Linked DNA regions of Mus musculus: region 1 is linked to region 2. Evidence: chromatin loops called from intact Hi-C (ENCODE). Cell type or tissue: gastrocnemius. All regions are shown on one strand. Links, peaks and the distances in the headings refer to the core of each region. The heading gives the core; the rest is flanking DNA.

The links. Peaks named below come from ENCODE experiments on the same cell type or tissue, not always from the same donor. Only the 100,000 strongest peaks of a DNase experiment are listed, where the experiment ranks them.
Region 1: it touches region 2 in a loop (2.5-fold over the local background); 21 of 42 quality-filtered maps call a loop at or near these places.

Annotation. Positions count from the first base shown.
Region 1 is chr13:63,694,747-63,704,300 of GRCm38, forward strand. The region is part of intron 4 of 1700024I08Rik (RIKEN cDNA 1700024I08 gene); the gene reads right to left. Among named protein-coding and RNA genes, the nearest start is that of 1700024I08Rik, 35 kb to the right of the region's middle. In gastrocnemius, for the core only: a CTCF peak has its summit at 1,856 (motif pointing right); DNase peaks (open chromatin) are centred at 1,870, 5,079 and 8,331; H3K27ac peaks cover 394 bases.
Region 2 is chr13:64,031,597-64,041,150 of GRCm38, forward strand. No RefSeq gene overlaps it. Among named protein-coding and RNA genes, the nearest start is that of Gm30999, 20 kb to the right of the region's middle. In gastrocnemius, for the core only: CTCF peaks have their summits at 4,947 (motif pointing left) and 6,664 (motif pointing left); DNase peaks (open chromatin) are centred at 4,945 and 6,791.

The DNA.
Region 1 (9,554 bases), core at 708-8,707, 340 kb before region 2:
TATTACCAGACTCTGATACATGGTTGTGAGTGGTGCCAGAGAAGCAAGAGCCTAAAAATGAAAATGGAACATGTAGATAAGTCACCGGCATTCCTGGTGCAGTTGAGTGAGGCAGAGTTTGCAGGGAATGTTGCCTGGGTACCCTGGTGCTCTTGCCTTGGGAAGGTAGAAAAGTTGGTATTAGTTTGTGGGTTCTTGGCTCTCTGAAACTACCACCTTTGCGAGTTCACAGTGCCCTGGTATAGGGGTGGAGTAGTCTACTATCAATGACATTTGCCCTACTCTCCTAAGTGTGTCCATGTTAGAATTAGCTGTAAGAGCTGGGTATTGGCATGACTGTAGCCTTCCATGATCTGAAAGGCAGGTGCTTTGTGCCTGGGGGTGGGGGTGGGGTTGGGGTGGGGTAGGGGCGTTTGTTTTGTTTGTCTGTTTCTGTGAGAGGACTGCTGTGTTCTGTCCAGTTCACATAAGCTCACATTTGAGATGGAGTGTCAGGGAAGATGGGGGTCTCTACTCAGTAGCTAAGGGTACCCTAAACTTCCAATCATTCTGTCTCTACCTCTTAGGTGCTGGGATCCTAGATATGCGCCACCATGCCCAGTTTGTGTAGCACTGGGAATTGAATTTAGGACCTTATGCATGCTAGACAAGCACCTTTCCAAGGGAGTTAGATTTCCAGCCCTCTGTTTGGCTCTCTATTTTCAAGCCCCAGCTTCCAAACCATGCAAAATTCTCATCTCATTCTCTCTCTTTTCTCTTAATTTTCCTCTTCTTTTATTCCTTATCTCCACCCCTTATTGTATTAATCCATAACACTTAATTATTATATTAATTGATTTTGTATTAATTTTTATTATACTTTATTAATTTTTATTAGTTTTTATTAGATTTTGTATTACTCTTTTGCATTAATTTATAGAGTACAGAATGGCAGCTGAATCACTGGCTATGATCAAGGTTGGTAAGAGTGAGAGGCAACTCCAGCTTCAGCAGATACTTTCAAAGAGCAACAGAGTGCCAAGAAACGACATTTGGAGGTTGAGACAGGAGGATGAAGAGTATGAGGCTAACTGGGCTATATAGCAACATCTTATCTCACCATTATCACTACCACCTCAGCAGCAACAACAACAAGAAGAACAAAACCCAACCAACCAAGCAAACAACAGAAAACCAAAACCAAAACACTATCGCATCTCTAAAGCAACAGCCTGAGAACGAAGAACCAGAGGATGTGGACACTTCTCTGAGGACAATGGCTGAAGTGAAATGCTTCCCAGAGCTGAGGATCTACATGTGTGTGTGAGGGTGTGTGCCTCTGTGTAAGTGTGTGTGCAGATGCACCATGAGACCAACTTGAGAGATCCACAAAGCACCTTAATTTCACAAACTCCAAGAAGTCCTACAACAAGGGCAATGCTTATAGAATTCTTTCCCTTGTAGAGTACCATCTGAGCTTTTCTATTTCCTCACAAAACTCAAACCACAGTATAAATTGGAACACTGATTTTCCTCTAAAGAAACAACTTAAAACAACAGTCTTCATACCAAGGGATCATCCAAGAGGTGGACTATGAAGGGCAACTTGACAGTATGACTAATAGGTCATCTTGGATGTGTCTCTGAGAGATGCCAAGTAAGCTGTGTGTGGAATAGCTCCATTCGGGAATGTTGTCTTTGAATCCTAACAGCATCTCCAGAGAAAGATGAGTACTACGAGTCTAATCTCCCAAGCACTTGGGACCTGTATGGATTCAACTGACCAAAGGATGGGGAGTTGTTGGTTGGTTTAGTGTGGGGATCAGACTTTGTTGTCCCTCTATGGAGTTTGGTGCTGTTTTGCTTTCCCACTAGGGGTCACTAGAGAGAGACAGGAGACAGGTTCAGAATATATTGCATAATCCTAGAAGTGTTGGCCACGTCTTTGGACAACATGCCAGGCAGAGCTTATAAAACACCACACACACACACACACACACACACACACACACACAGAGAGAGAGAGAGAGAGAGAGAGAGAGAGAGAGAGAAAGAGAGAGAGAGAGATAAAGAGAGAGAGAGAGAGATAAAGAGAGAGAGAGAGATAAAGAGAGAGAGAGAGAGATAAAGAGAGAGAGAGAGAGAGAGAGAGAGTGTCAGAGGTATCTGTGCTGACTATGACCCAGTGGATTGGAATAGGCCTGAGAGTCTGTCTACATCTCCCAGGTGCTGTCAACACCGTTGTGTCAGGGATTCGAGGGTAAAGTGCTAGAGGATCAGCTCTCTTTAAAGAGTTTAAGATCTCAAGATAGAGAATTGCCAAAGTCCAGCTCTCTTGCAGCAGCCCAGATTGGCTCCTCTATTTTCCCTTCTCATCTCCCCCCTCCCTCTTCTCCTCCCCCCCCTCCCTCTTCTTCTTCCCCCTCCCTTTTCTCCTCCCCCCCTCCCTCTTCTCCTCCCCCCTCCTCCCTCTTCTCCTCTCCCTCCTCCCTCTTCTCCTCCCCCCTCCTCCCTCTTCTCCTCCCCCTCCTCCCCCCTCCTCCCTCTTCTCCTCCCCCCCTCCTCCCTCTTCTCCCTACTCCTTTGCTCCCTTTGCTCAATTCTTCTCAAATTTCTCCTTTTTTTTCCTATCAGTTGGACCTCACATTTTTTAAAGCTTAAATTTAATTGTAAGAATTTCATTACACAAATACTATATTTACATCATTCCCTTCCTTTCCTCTGCATTCTGGCTCTTCCTGTGCCCCCTATTCCCTCTCAAATTCATGATGTCGTCTTTCTGTTATTATTACTCCCTTGTGTATATATAAATGTATAAATAAATAAGTGTGTAAATAACTTGCGGAGTCCTTTTACAGTTGCACATGTGTACCTGTATTTAGGACCGACTCCTTGGGATTGGATGACCTCCAATCAGGGAGCTCAGTCCGGAGAAGACTTTTCTTTAGCAGCTTCTCATCTATGGGCGGGGCCCTGTGAGATTCTGAAAATTTGCTTCAGAATTGGGTGCATTGGTCTAGCAACGCACCCTAAATGTTATCTCACTTAGCATGTCCTATACCAGAGGAGTTAATAGCTATGCAATAGTCCTGTGTTAGATAGTTTTAGGTCAACTGGACACAAGCCAAAGTCATCTGAGAGGAAGAAACATCAATTAAGAAAATGCCTCCATAAGATCAGGCTGTAGGCAAGCCTGTGGGGCATTTCTTAATTAGTGATTAATGGGGGAGAGCCTAGCCCATTGTGGGTGGGGCCACCCTTGGGTTGGTGTCTTTGGTGCTATAAGAAAGCAGACTGAGCAAGCTACTATGAACAAGCCAGTAAGCAGCACCCCTCCATGACCTCCGTCTGCGTCTGCCTCCAGGTTCTTGGCCTATTTGAGTTCCTGTCCTGACTTCCTTTGATGATGATGAGTGATGCAGGAGTATAGACTGAATAAACCCTTTCCCCCCACGTTTCATTGGTCATGGTGGTCCATCACAGCAATAGTAACCCTGACTAAGACAAGTCCACATCAGACACTAGATTAGTGCCCTGTTGTTGGGTGTTCTGGTCATTCTGAGTCCTTGGCCTTCAACCCGCACAGAAACCAAGCCGTGTGAGAACTGTGTATGCATCCATTCACCGCACTTCCAACTATTTGGCTTGGGAAAGCTCCAAAGGGGAGAGCTGCTGGGTTAAAGATTTTGAAAACTTCCAATAGAGAATTGTGAGGGGAATCTACATCAGGATTTTCCAACAGGAAATGCTGTGTGGGCCCCACTAGGACATCAGTATCATCTCTGGTAACAGGTTGTCAGGCAGAGGATGACCCAGGAAAACTGTTTAATGTCTGTGCCCATTATGTATGGTCTCCTACACCATGCTATTTTTCTGGACAAGAGCCAGCATGCCTTGAAAACTTGACGTGGTCAATATTTAATAAATATTGTGATCATTTTTATTATTGTTATCATATATGTTCAGTAATAAACCCAGTATCCTTAAATACCAATGATCCAAAGCCCTGACATCTGTGTTTTTCCTAGGGCCCCTGATAAAGTCAGGGTGTCACTTTCAGGATAATAAGGTTCTTATCCAGGTGTGAATGGAGAGGAAAACTCCACTTCCTTGTTCATTTGGACTGTGTGTGAATGGTGGATGGACCTGTTTATTTATTAGTCAGAGTTCTCTAGAGTAACAGAACTTGTACTTTCTCTCTCTCTCTCTCTCTCTCTCTCTCTCTCTCTCTCTCTCTCTCTCTCTCTCTCTCTCTCTTAGAGAGATAGGAAATAATCCAACAATGGCTGCCTATGAATAGAAGGTCCAAGGATGCAATAATTACTCAGTCCACGAGGCTGGCTGTCTCCACTGGTCTTCAGTATGTGCTGTGATCCTGAAAAAGCAGGCTCTAATGCCAGTGAAGAAATGGACTGTCTAGCAAGGCAAGAGCAAGCAAGCAAAGAACAAAAGCTTTCCTCTCCCATGTCCTTATACATGCTTCCAGCAGAAGATGTGTCCCAGATTAGAGCTAAGTCCTCCCACCTCAAAGGTCCAAATTAGAAGTGGATCTTTCCATTTTATATTAAGCAAAATTCCCTCACTCTGTGCCCCATTTTTGGGGGTTTTAGTTAATTCCAGATGCAGTCAAGTTGACAACCAAGAATAGCCATCACAATGTGTTTGGGAGGAAAATAGATCTAATAGTGATGAGGCCCAAGGAGTGGAGTTAGGAGGAGAGGCAGGCTGGGAGGGTACTCTTCCTGCCTCTGCCCAGCCGTAGGCACTGCTTAAGTGCCCTTCTCTCAGACCTAGTGGCAACTTCTCAGAACACATGGGACAAATAGTATGCTCTTGGGAGCATCGAGGTTCTCACGAAGCACATCCTAGCACAGGAAAGAAGTAAGAACAAGAAAGAGAGAGAGTGTGTCTCCAGGGTCAGTACTGCACTGGATCCTCAGCACTGTGTGACCAGGCTAAGAGGCCAGAGACGTTGTCCCATCATTTGCCTTTCCATCTGTTTCCACACTGGCACCAACATGGACTGATTCCAGGGAAGGGGTGAGGCTGGCCTGGGGACAGGTGGGTAGAGAACATTCCTGCCTGCTGGGCTGCAGCAGCACCTCTTATGGAGGCCAGTAGTGGCATACCAGGCAGGAGGGCAGGAAGCCAAGGACAGCAGAGCCCACATGGGTCAAACTTCAAAGTTCCAGAGTACAAAAAGGGCCATAGCTCAGCTTGGACCCTCGAAATTTTTCAGAAAGAAGTTTAAAATGGGGCTGGAGAGATGGCTCAGGGGTTAGAGCAAGTGCTGCTTTTCCAGACTACCAGAGTTCAGTTCTCAAGCATCCAGTTCAGGTGGCTCACAACCCCTGTAAGTCCAACTCCAGGGCATTTGATTCCCTCTTCTGGCCTCTGCAGGCACCTGTACTCATATGTATCAGTGGACACATGCACACGCACACACACAAATGTTAAAACAAGTCTTATTTTTACTAAACATTTTTCTTATTTATTTATTTATTTATTTATTTGTTTATTTATTGAACATGCATGTTCTATCTGCATATGTACCTACATGCCAGAAGAGGGCATCAGATCCTTTTACAGATGGTTGTCAACCACTGTGTGGTTGCTGGGAATTGAACTCAGGACCTCTGAAAGCAGCAGACAGTGCTCTGAACCAACCACTGAGTCATCTCTCCAGGCCTCCAAATAAGTCTTTTTTTAAAAAGAAGAAAATTGGACTCATGGAAGCTTCTTGGGTTTTCCCTTGGACGAAGTGCCCGATTCTCTGACCTGCTATCCAGTCCTCATCCTTAGAACTTGGCCCGTCTGTGCCTTTAAGGTCACTGATGGATCTGGGTGAAAACTACAGGCTTGGGATAGAAACAAACTGTCACTTCCTTGCAAATCAAACAACGCAGATGGGGCAGAGCACAAGTTCAAAGGATACCACTGATGTTACAGAGATGTTTTCTCTGCTATCTATTTTAATTATGCAAATGTAACTGGAGATGGATAACAAACACATTGTGGTTAAGAGTTGTGTTTAGAATATTCTAGAGGGATGCAATGAGCAGGGATTTTCGTCTTATTGCAAAACTTGCCAGAAATTACAGTTAGGGGAGGAAGAAGAGCTACTCAGCACTGAAAGGCCCTTACATGTCAAGGGGCATCTGAAAACCCAGGGCTGTTACTCATGTCCCTGTCACTGCCGAGCCTGTGTGCAACAGATGGATCCAAACACCACATTCCTTTGCTGTTGAAATATCACAGTGGCAGTAATGGTGCCCTCTGGGGCTGTGGTTATTGTGGTCAGCAAACTGCTGACACCCAGCCCTGAGCTCAGGGCTTCATGGGTGTGCTGGTGCCATGATAACCCCGGCCCACTTTGTTCTGGGAATGGCTCCCCTCTCCTTGGGTTTTCTGGATGCAGGTTTTCTCCGTGAAAGCATTTATGTCCTGAGAACAGCTTTTAGGGCCCGCCTGGGCTCTGCAAATTAAAGGCACTAATTTAAAACCGCAGCTATTTACCTATTTCTTCATAATGAAAAATAAGAGCTGACATCTGGTAAGAAATGTCCCCTGCAACCCAAGGAAGTGACTCTTCTTTTTCTCATCATGAAAGGGACAGATCTCCATTGGTGGCCTTTCTTATTTACACCACACACATGGTAATGGCTCCACATCCAGCTCCTTAGTATAAACAGAAAAGATGGTCTTTTTCTGGGGAAGTTAATGAATTGAAAAACAAAGCTGTTCTGTATACCCACTCATTCCAAACGAATAAAAGAACTACAGTGCTCCAAGTCTCGGGCAAAACAGTTGCATTCAAACTAATTTTGCCCCTTCCACTCTCCTTCTCCCCACTTCCCACCCCCACCCCTTTTTAAGAAGAAAAAGAACCATTTAATCACCTTATAAGGGAAGAGAGCATTAAGGAAGCAGAGCAAGAGTCTGAGGCCCAGATCTTATTCTTGGCTGGGACAGGGCTCACTGGGCGATCCTAGGCTGTCCCTCAACTGTGCTTTTCTGTTGATGCAGCTGTGATAAGGGGACGCAGATGTGTGTGTGGTGCCCATGTGCAGCCTTTGGTGAGACGTGGAGCTAAATCAGGAGGGCCTGTTTTGCTGTTTGCAGCTTGGGATTTGAGGCTGAAATACTAGTGGGTCTCAGGCTCAAAGCCGGGAAAGTAGATGCACACACAGACAAGGCCTGGGGTGGGGCTCTGGGGTTTTGGAGTGAGGTTGCCATGGCAAACCCAGCACCCTGTGTCTGACTTTATAAACATACATCACAGTGTGGTCATCTCTTTACCAGTGAATTATGGTGTGTGATTTCACATGATGTTTCCTGTGATGTAGTCAAAGAATAAAAACGAAACGGCAACTAGGGAAGTAACTCAGTGAGAGCTGACATCTGGCAAGAAATGTCCCCTGCAACCCAAGGAAGTGACTCTTCTTTTTCTCATCATGAAAGGGACAGATCATGGGGACCAGAGTTTGATCCCCAGGAGTCACATGATTGTAATCTCAGCACTTGCAAAGTGAAAACAGACAGATCCCTAGGACTTTTCCAGCCTCATCTACTTGGTCACTCCCAGGACAGAGAGAGATTCTGCTCAAAAAATTAGGAGGTGGATGGAACTTAAGCATTGACACTTGACATTGTTCTCTTACATCCACATAAACATACACATTCATTCACACAATATATGCACACATTCACACACACACATATATACACATTTACATACACACAAATATATACACACATTCATCTATACCAGAATGTGTACACCTACATACACTTAAACACACATAAGCACACATAATACATACATACACATTCACATATATACACATATACACACACTCACACACATACACACACTCTTACACATATACACACATAAATACACATACACTCACACACATTCACACAGAGACTCTTACATACATACATGCACACATACACTCATATATATACATATACAGACATACTCTTAAACACATATACATACACACATACACTCTCACACACACACTCTTACACACATACACTCACATATGCATAGAGACATAATCTTACACACACGCATATATATACACACTCACAGACATACATTCTCTCACACATTCACACAATACATATACACCCTCAAACACTCACACACTCTCACACACATACACTCTCACTCAGACACAGACACATAAACACACAGACACACACAGACACACACAGACACACACACACACATACACAGAAAAGAAATAGGAAGAAACAGAGGAAGAAAGGATGGTGGTCATGTCCCACGGGGCAGCATCTGGTATAGAGATGCAGTTTTGCTCTGTACCCAGGCAGGCCTCTAAGATTTCCCCCTTCTGGACTTTCTGGCATCCGTCCATGGAAGATTCTGGAAGACTGCTAAGGTTTGCCTGGGATGGTTTCTAGTGTGCCCCTTCCCTTGCTTCTTCTATTGGTTCCTGCCCACTTCCTTCTGAGGGCTTCCCCACTGTCAGGAGCTTTCTTCCCTCTTCCCAGAGCTGCCCAGACCTCAGCTTGCCCAGGTGCTCTGAAGAATGTCTTCAGGGAACATTGGAGAATCTTCAGCTGAGTGGTCCGGGGGCTAAGCCTGAGAAGAGGACTCGGGATTCCCCACTCTCGGTGTACTGCTGTAGGGATCTTTGAACTGTAACTGTAGCAGGGTATTTAAATGGGGAGCAAACTCTCAAAGCAAATCCTCTATGGTCTCCCCGCCTCCACAGATGCCTTATGCATGCCATCTTTCCAGTGCTTTTTACTCAGAAGACTCTTGAAGATTTTTAAAGATGCGCTCTGCTGTACCCATTTTGCAGATGGGGAAACTGAAAATGAGTTGGCCCCAAAGCCACACCCCTTGTGAAAAGCTAATGGTTGATACTCAGTAGTTGGACACTGATGCTAATGTCTGTTCATTCTCTCCCGGATGGATGCTGAAATACCAAGGGGAATGGGGCCAGTTATGAGTACTAGTTGTATGACTTTTAGGAAGTACAACATGTCAACCACTACTGTGTATCAACTCATTTAATTTCCACAGTGACTCTGTGAGGATGATATAATTATCGGCCCCATTTTACAGATGAGAAAACTAAGGCTTCAGGGTTAGGAGTCTGCCCAGAGGCCACATAGCTAAATAGCAGGAAACTTAGGAAGGGAAATCCAGACAGACTGGCTCCTAACGACCCTGTTTGGCAACCTCCCAGGAATCCAGGAATGGGGATCACTGTTCAGACAGGGGCCCGGGGCTGGGGAGCAGGAAGAATGTGGGGTTCTCAGGGACCACACCCAGGGCCAACCATAGCATGCATCCGTCCAGGGCATTCTAAGCAGATAGGATATGTAACTGCAATGGCCTTGGTATGCAAGCATAAGCTTGGGGGCAGTCAGTGAAGAGGGTCACCCTGGCTGACATACCTGGATTCTCCCGTTCACTGAGCTTTTCTCTTTGTTTATGACACTCTGTTGCTTAGCACTCCCTGCGCAGCCCCCACACCCACCCTGCCCCTCAGCCTGTTCTCATCTTCTGCCTCCCTCACAGCTTCTGCTGA
Region 2 (9,554 bases), core at 947-8,946:
GATTGCAAAATACAGTACTTGGGACTGGGGACACGGTGTGGTGGCTGAAGCATTTACCACACTAGTGAGAGGACCAGAGTTTAGGTCCCCAGAACCCACATAAATCCAGAGGGTCTATAAGAGTGCCTGTAATCCTGGCCTCAGAAGGCAGAGACGGGAATCATCTAAGTGGCTGACAAGTAGACCATCCACATTTGTGAGTTCTGGGTTTGACTGAGAGACCCTACTTCAAAGACCAATCAAAAATTCTCACTATCAACCCTGGGTCCCTGTAAACACACACTTGAACACGAATACATATATATGTATTGAGGTTTGGTCTATTGCTATGTATTGTAATGCTAAATTCTATACTGGAAGGTCTGGGCTTACAAGCTTTTGTTGTGCAAACTTTGTTCTTTGATTTAAAACTATTGGTTAAACTGGGCGTGGTGGTGCACGCCTTTAATCCCAGCAAATCGGGAGGCAGAGACAGGCAGATTTCTGAGTTCGAGGCCAGCCTGGTCTACAAAGTGCGTTCCAGGACAGCCAGGGCTACACAGAGAAACCCTGTCTCGAAAAAACCATATAAATAAATAAATAAATAAATAAATAAATAAATAAATAAATAAATAAATAAATCTTTTGGTTAAATAAAATTGGCTACAGTCAATTACTAGAGAGATTAGAGATAGGGGGTTTGGAGTGACCTGGTTGGACAAGGTGGGGCGAGAAAGAAGAATGGGAGGAAAGAGGACGCTGCCGTGAGGGGAGATGGATGAAGAGCACATGGCCAGGAGAAACAGCAAGTACTTGGGGTACACCTCTGGGGAAGTAACCAGGCCAGCAGTTAGAAGAGCAGATTAGGGGTTACCCCCTAGGAATTGTCAAAGACAAATAAAATAACCACAGTCTGAGTCTCATCACTTGTGAGCTAGTCAGGGACAAGCTTAAATTGGCTGTTCTACACATACCACACACATACACATAAAGAGGGAAAAAAGCACCCAAGGAAAATGATGGGTGGGAAGCCCTGCAAAGGATGAGCCCTACCTGCAAGGCAGGTAGGCATGCAACATAGTCACTGGCAGTGATAGAAAAGCATCCTCTAGCCCAGGGATTCTCAGTCTCCTTAATGCTGCAACCTTTTAATACAGTTCTTCATGTTGTGATGACCCCAACCATAAAGTTACTCTGTTGCTACTTTATAATGATAGTTTTGCTACTGTTATGAATCATAATGTAAATACCTGTGTTTTCCAATTGTCTTAGGAAACACCTATAAAAGGATCTTTTGACTCCCAGGTTAAGAACAGCTGCTAGCTGCTAAGGTTGGCCCAGAAGAGAAGGTGTGGAGGAGCTAGACCAATCACAGCCAAGCAGCATTGCCCTGTCTCTCCTGTGTTAACAGTTTTAGAGAAGAGAAAATCACAGGCTGCCTGTAAGGGTTCCCAAATGGTAAATGGAATCAGAGACAATATTGTCGCGACATTAAAAAATAAGTTTCAAAAACTAAACCAAACAGACAAAAACAAAGTTAAGCTAAAAAAAAAAATAGAGTCAATAACTGGGTAGAACAGAATATTCTTAGCAAGCATGAAGCTCTGGGTCCAAACCCCAGCACCCACTAACAGTAACAACAGTTAGATATAAACAATGAAGGAACTGAGTAGAACTGGTTGTGGTCCAGGGGACAACACAGGACCCAGAATAGAAACAAAAGACATTTGTTTAGGCTCAGGAGGCAGCTCAGTTGGTGCAATGCTTGCCTAGCAACACAGAGCTCTAAGTTGGGCTCAGCCCTAAATACAGCAGGTGTGGTGGTATACACCCGTAACTCCATCACTTAGGCAGGAAGGTAAAAAGTTCACAGTCATCCTCGTCAGCATAGATGACTTCAAACCGACCTTGGAAAATAAAAATGGCTGGAGAAACAGCTCACTCCTGACTCCTGGGTTTGATTTCTCAGATCTAGCCCTGGCCGTATGGTCTCCAGTCACCTCTGTCACAAAAGCAAGGTAGTCCTTGCTCTTCACTCCCTGGACCAAGATGAATGGGATCTTCAATGTGGCTCACAGTGCTGGCCCCAACTCCTTTCCTGTTCTTCCTTCCTGAATCACACGTCCTACGACCCTACCTCCAGACAAGTGAGGACACCTGAAAATGCTGTTCTCCCAACCAGTAGGACCCACAGCAGCTTCAGGGTGACAGCAGCTGTGGTTAATCTCTCCACCCTCTTGCTTATCTTGGTTCATGTGGTTGCTTGAATCCGAATATGATCCCCATAGGGTCCAGAATCTGGCCCTTCGTTGGCAGTGCTGTGTTGGAAGGCTGCGGGACCTTGAGGAGGTTAAGCCTGGCTGGAGGAGGTGGTCGTGGAGGGATCAGCTATGGCTTGACGGTGGGATTCTCTCTAGCTGCTGGTTAAAATAAAGCCTTCCTCCTGTAAGTTGAGCCTTGCCAGGCATCTGGCCATAGCGAATGAGAGAAATGGATGAAGTAGTACTGTGATCCTGTCATACGAATGCCTTTTGAACCCTGGGAAATCTGGCAACTGAGAGAGTTCACATTGATGTCTCTTACATCATAGCTGGTCTGGGAATCAGAGGATCAGGAGTAAAGAAATTGTCCAATGTGGGAACAAGAGTTTTTTCAGAAAATGGCACAAGCTCTGAAAGAAATGGAATCGTGATGTAGGAGAGAACCCAGCGCCTCCTGGGATACCCAGGAAAAAAGTGGTTTTTTTAAGAGTCTGTGAGCTGAGACCTGAATGACAAGTAGTGGCTGCCATGTGAATTTGGGACAGGAGTGTTCCAGGTAAAATAATAAGCAGATACAAAGGCCCTAAGGTGAAAATGTGCAGGTCCCTGAAGTACACCAGGGCCAGTGCCCTTGGAGAGGGATGACTGATGGAAGCGAATCTGTGAGGGACAGTGTTGCTCAAGTGTGGAAGTCCAGCATATACTCAGTGCGATTGTCTCCTTTGTTCAGCGATGTCCACACACTCCCAAGCTTCTTGCACTGAAGTCATAGGGGAGTTACATAAGTCAGAAAGTCCATTCGGATCACAGAGGGAAGAGAGGACAAGGGCAAAGAAGAGAACTTCATCTGGAACCCATGGAAAAGCTTGTGGAGTGTTCTAGACAAGGGTGGCTAGCTTGAACCTCATTTATTCTTGTTTACACTGCATGTCCACAAGCATGCATGTTTACTCACAGAAGTCAGATAGGACGTAGAATCCTCTGGAATTGAAACTACAGGTAGTTGTGAGCTGCCAGACATAGGTTCTGGGAACAGAACCTGGTTCTTTTAGAAGAGCAACAAGCACTCTTAGCCAATGAGACATTTCTTCAGTCCTCCAAAAATTTCTGGTTTTTAGAAAGAAAATGTGGCTATAGCCACAGCCCTCTTAACAGTTCATGGGCTAGTTCTGCCATCGTGCAGAGCCTGCTACAGTGAGGGAGTTGGGGGGTCGGGAGAGTGTAAGGGAAAAAGCATAGTTGCCTGCCCTCCAAGCTGTCAGAGTCCCAGACACCACGATCAGCCACCTCTGGGATTTTGCTGAAAGATAAACACTGATAAGGCCTGCAGGTCATCCCCAGCAGCCAAGGCCCCCAAGCTCGCTGAGAGGAGGTGGTGCTCCCAGAGCTGAGTCGACAGAAGCCAGGACTGCACGTGCTTCCCTTCAGAGGGAAGCTGCGGCTGGCCACCCACCCTGGGTCTGCGCTGCCCCAGGATGGATCCCCCCCAGAGGGAAAGCATTGTTTGTGTCCTTCTCTGAGAGGCCAGGAGGTCAGGGACAAAAAGTCTCCGGCAGACTGACAGGTTTGGGGTTGCATCTACACAGAACTGTGGCAGAATTTCAATCTCCATTAGCAAAAAAACAAAAAACAAAGCAAAACTATGCTACAAAAGCTACTAGTGAACACACCATGTCCGGGGCAGGGTAAACATTAGAAGTATGTCTGAATTTACCAGAACTGAGCAGTGCCTGCTGGGATGGGCAAGCCTTTGAAGTTAGCTTCTTACGGAGGAACAAACCAACAATAGTAGCAGCAACAACAAAACCCCACAGACTCTCTAAAACTAAATTACTAGAGTGATGTGGGCATCCCTCCAACCTGACCATAGTCGCCCTCCACTGCTATGGGCTCCATTCTACAGGCCTAACTAGCCAAGGATCAAAAATTTCACATTTGGGACTGCAGATGGAACTCAGTTGTTGGGGTGTGTGCTTAGCAGACACCAAGCCTTGTGGTTTGACCCCAGCACCACTTAAACAGCATGGAGTACACACCTGAAGTACCAACACTAAGGAGGAAGGTTTAGGAAGATCATAAGTTCAAAGCCATCCTTAGATAGTCAGCAAGTTTGAGGCCAGCCTGGGCTTCGTTAGAGCCCTGTATAAAACCAAAACAAGACAAAACAAAACAAACAAAAACCCTCAAAATGGCATATGTTTTAATATGTATACTTTAGTTTCTGAAAATCCAACATAACAACTTTTTAGGCAACATTTGGCTATTATATTCACGCTGAGCTACTTAGGGATGGTGGGGTGCACATCACACTTTTTATGAGGGGCAAAGTACACTCAGATTTTTATTTGAGGCCTGAGGTGGAGTGCCAGCCCGTGGATGACTCTCTTGCCAGCACTGAGGGATGATCATAATTTATGCTGAAACTGTCCACACAGGGCCTGTGACATGCCCCTCTAAAAACAGGATGAAGGTTAGGCATCCTTGTCTGACCCTAGAGAGACTGACCTAACAATGATGCCCATAATCAAACTCACAACCCTCTCAACAGTTTTTTGTTTTGTTTTGAGACAGGGTCTCAAGTAGCCCAGGCTGGCCTCAAATATGATTAGTAGCCAAGGATAAATTTGAACTTTTAATCCTCTAGAGTGCTTGGTGCATGGCGCTCAGTCTAGCGTTCGCACAGTGCAACACTGCCCTCTGGTGGTCAGTAGAAGACAACGGCCTGATACTTCAGGGACAGGTTCTCACCAGGGGTCCTCACTCTACCTCCTCTGCTCCTTAAACAATGTGGAGATTGAACTCTAAAGTCTGCCTTCCTGGAATGTCGGTGGGAGGTGGATTCTGGGCATCTGGTGATCCAGGAAGGCGATTCTGGTCGAGGAGCTCTAGGGGGTTTTCGTCTTGGTGTTTAGGCTTGGAAAGTCTAGTCTGTGATGCTGGGTAATCCTGAAAGGCTGATCCAGAAGCAAAGGAGGCAAAGAATTAAAACCTGTGCTGCCTATGAGACGGGACTTGTGCAAAAGCTGCACACATGGTGCTAATAACTACAACGAGAAGGACTGAGAACAAGAGTGACTGCCTGGTTTCATTGGGATTTTTCTCGTTTAGTGGGTAAAGGTGCTTGCACCAAGTCTGACCACCTGAATTCAGTTCCCAGAACCCACATGGTAGAAGTCCCAAAAGTTCTCTTTTGGCTTCTGCATGTTTGTGCGTGCACACTCAATAAACAAATGTTTAGAAAATAGAGGGAGTGTCTCCAAAAGCCCCATTCCCTTCCACTGCTCTTCAATCCAGCCCAGTCAGGCTCTGAAATCTCACCACTGCATTTTGGGTGTGAGGCACAGAGACACCCTAGTACTGTCTGGGCATAGCTCGAGGCCTAGACTAGACTGCTCTCAGCAATGAGGACTGGCAGAAGTCAAAGACAGATTCTGTCCTTCAGCTGAGCCCAGCTCTGGCCTCTGGAGAGTCCTTTCTCCTTCTGGTTTCTGACTTGTCACTGTCTCCTGCAAGCAGCCCTTCTCCATCGCAGTACATTCAGCCTGGCGTATCCTGGCTTTGCTATGCTCCCAGTTTGCAGAGGCTGTTCTCTGTTCAGTGTCCAGTCTCTCCATGTCCCATCCCCACATCCCGAATAGCACATCTATTCACCCCTCCTGATCTTCTGGAGTCAGCTCCTTGGGTCAGCCACTAACCTGCCGACTGGCTGCAGGTGTAAGGAGGAAATAGGAAGATGGAAAGGGTACATCCTTTGCTTGCATTTTGACTTTCTGAGCATTTTCTTGTTTTTTGTTTGTTTGTTTGTTTGTTTTTGGTTGGTTGGTTGGTTGGTTGGTTGGTTGGTTGGTTTTTTCGAGACAGGGTTTCTCTGTGTAGCCCTGGCTGTCCTGGACCTCATTTTGTAGACCAGGCTGGCCTTGAACTCAGAAATCCCCCTGCCTCTGCCTCCCAAGTGCTGGGATTAAAGGTATGCCCGGCTCCGGCAGCATTTTCTAAGGCAATGATTGCATTTGCATTTTCCTTGAACATAGAAGTTGCAGATGCACAGCCAGACTTCATGACCACGAGAGAGGGAGCTGAGCACCAACTTCCCAAAGTCCAGCATGCCTGTGAGAAGAGCCTCCTTAGAGATGGCAGATGGTGGCAGGTCTGCAGGAAGTCCTGACACGTGATGGCTGTGCATAGGGTGGTCTTACCATCCAGCTGCCCCCCTCCCCCCAAGAACCTCAGGAGTGTTTCCAAAGTGCCAGAGCTCAGAAACCAGGTTTCCCTCTGGGTTAAAGGTTTCCTCTCATTTAGGACCAAATCATAGAAACATGAAAAAGGCAGCTTGGGAATGTCAGCCTTTCCAAAATGCTGCATCCCCACTTTTTAGCTACCCAGTAAATAAATACACAATTCCCCCAAAAGGCTGCTCTAAAGTCTACTGCCACCTAGAGGACTGTATGTAAATTCTAAGCCTTAAGGTCATTTTTTCTGCTTCAAAAGCAAGCCATCTCTTGGTCAGTAAGTGACACCTCCTGCCACTGTCACCACATGGCTTGAGGCCTCTTCCTCTGGGCTGCTGGCCACTGACTTCCAGCAGGAGAACTGGCTGGATCATACAGGCTGTCCCAGATAGAGAAAATGGCCCTTCTCCCCCAGGATTGTCCCCATATTTCAATCCTCATGCTGAATGCTTCTTAACTTCCCTGTCTACACTCTGTCTCTCTCAGTTTTATTGACAGTCTCATGTGCCAAGACTGGCTTGACAAGCTACGTAGTCATGATCCTTCTGCCTCTACCTCCCAAATCCTGGGATAACCTGAAATAGAATTTTATCTATCAAATCTTTAAAATTTTGTCTAAAAAATGAACAAGCAAGAACAACTCTGCATTTTCTCATGCTCTGGGGGCCGCAAGGCTGACTTCTGGGAGCCCCTCCTTTGGCTTGCAACAGCACTTCCCCTGTTCTGAGTGTGCACAGGGCCTGGTGTCTCTGTGTAACCAGATACCCTTTTCTCATAAAGATGCAGCCAGACTGAGCCACATCTCCCGGAGAGCCTTCTTTCTTCACCTTTCTGAAGATGTTCTCTCTCTGTGTTTGTCTATTCTGAAGCACTGGAAGTTAGAGCTTCAATTTAGGATGACATAATACTGCCCACAGTACTGTAGAAACCAAACAGAAAAGATCTGCAGACGAGAGGGCTCCAGGACTGGGTCTCTTGGGTCTCTGAGAAAAACTGGGTGGGTGTCTATTTGCAGCACAAGGGACTATCTCACATCCAAATGCTGTCCTCTGCCTACACGAAAGACACCACAGACGCCAGCTTACCTCAGTGACGGACACATCACACAGGACCACAATGGATTTCGGTTTCTGAAGTAAGTTTGACTGACTCCTCTGGAAAGCCCTATACCTAGAGATCTTGAGACGTAGTGGTTCTTCCAGCCAGTGGCTGGAGAGAGACAAGTGGTTCCTGGAGAGACTGATTTCAACACAGCACAGCCTTCTGGGAAAGGCAGGACACACACACCCTCTCCCCTGTAGCTCATCATCTAAGCAGAGTGGAGTCTTCGTGTTCGTTTTCACAGTTCCACAATACATGGCAAGTGAGGAAGCAACAACAAAAGACTCTTCTATACCCGTGTTGGAGTCCCTGTGATTAGAAGCGGAGACCAGAATCCAATGGGACTTTATGTTGTTTTCCAGTGGAGACCACATAAAACTGATTACAAATGTTTGAAAAGTTGATAACTGCTAATAAACTGTGTTCATAAAGATCTTAGAAAAGAAATGTAGTGCACGTGGGTAAAAGTTCCCTATCTACAAACCAATGATGCTTAATTTCCTAGTGGCATGGCTCTCCTATGGAAGACCTTAGTTTGCAGGATATGTAGGCAAATGGCAGGCTGAGCAAGCAGGAAATCTTTACAGATGGCCGCCAATGTTATTGTCTGAGCTGTGCTGTTGGCAACCATGGCAAAGCAATTCCCTGCTATTCCAGGAGGAATAACAGAAGACTGGAGCTTCACCTCCAGTAACTGCCCTAGGACATCGTCACAATAAACAGGCTTCACAGCCACCCTGACAGATCTTCCTCAAGTGCCTCCCAAGCAATTGCCCTGCTTTCCCCTGAACTTTGAAAAGTTCAGCATCTGCGGTTTGAATCATGATCTGGGCTCACAGGCACGTTCCTGTGCGTTTGTATATTTTAAAAGAAGGAAATTTCATTTGTACGTTACTTATACAAACGAAGTTGCAGCCTTGATGTTTTTAAAACCGGGTCTTGGATTCTGGGTGAAAGTCCTTGGTGACAGAGGGAAGTTTTATTGCCGAAAAGGGAACCTGCTCATTTCCTCTAATCCCCCAGCCCGGGTGGGAGGAACAGAGTTACAAACATTGCCGTTCCCTGAGCAGAACATCATTTCTCCACACTCACTGAAATATAAATTATAATGAGAAGGAGAAATGTAAACAGCAGCGAAGCCAGTGCTCCAGGCTTTATGTCATGGACCAACAAGCAAGTGAGAACTAAGCAAAAGAAAAAAGGTGTCCTGCTAATAAAAAACCTGGATTCAAAAGCTGAACAAAACCATGGCATTAGCCAAGAGCCAGCTCAGAAGCATACACTGACCAGAGCAGCTACAGAAACACTAATGCTGGGAAACTAGCTTTCTGCTTGCTAAGCAGCCCTTCACTCATTGAGCTACAATCCCACTGCTCTCTGTCTTTGGCTATTTAAACTATGCTTTGGAGGTAGGACAAGATGGAAAATGCCTAAACTCATGGTATGCCATGTCAGAGCCAAGGCTAGTGGTAAGAAACGAGCAGACACATTTAGAAACCCAGGATGTGGTGTCCCTAAATCACAAGAAGAAACTGTTTTATCAGAGTCAGTAAGTAACAACTAATATATTAACCAGAAAGTGGCCTCATATGATTCCTCTAACCTTATCAGTCTCCATGGATAAGTGAGACTTACAGGGGGTGGGGTGGTGATGAAGGAGACCAGTGAGGTAAAGAATTGCAGAGTGACACAGGAAAACTCTAGAAGCTTTATGAAGGGCAAGAGAGGGGAGGTATTGAGTAACAATTTCCTCTGTATTGAAACAGTCCCTGGAGGAGAGGGGAGGCTCCAAGACTCAGGAAGTTAACAACTCACAAGTTTCAGGAAGTTTCCAAAACTAACAAGATTTGCAAAGCCCATCCCCACCTCCATCCCCATCTCCACCCTCATGGAAGCAGTAACAATTGATAGGGGGGAAGACTCCAGCCAGCCCTGCAGTCTTAGAGAGACTCTTGTATCTCTCAAGTTGCCTGCAAGTTGTGCA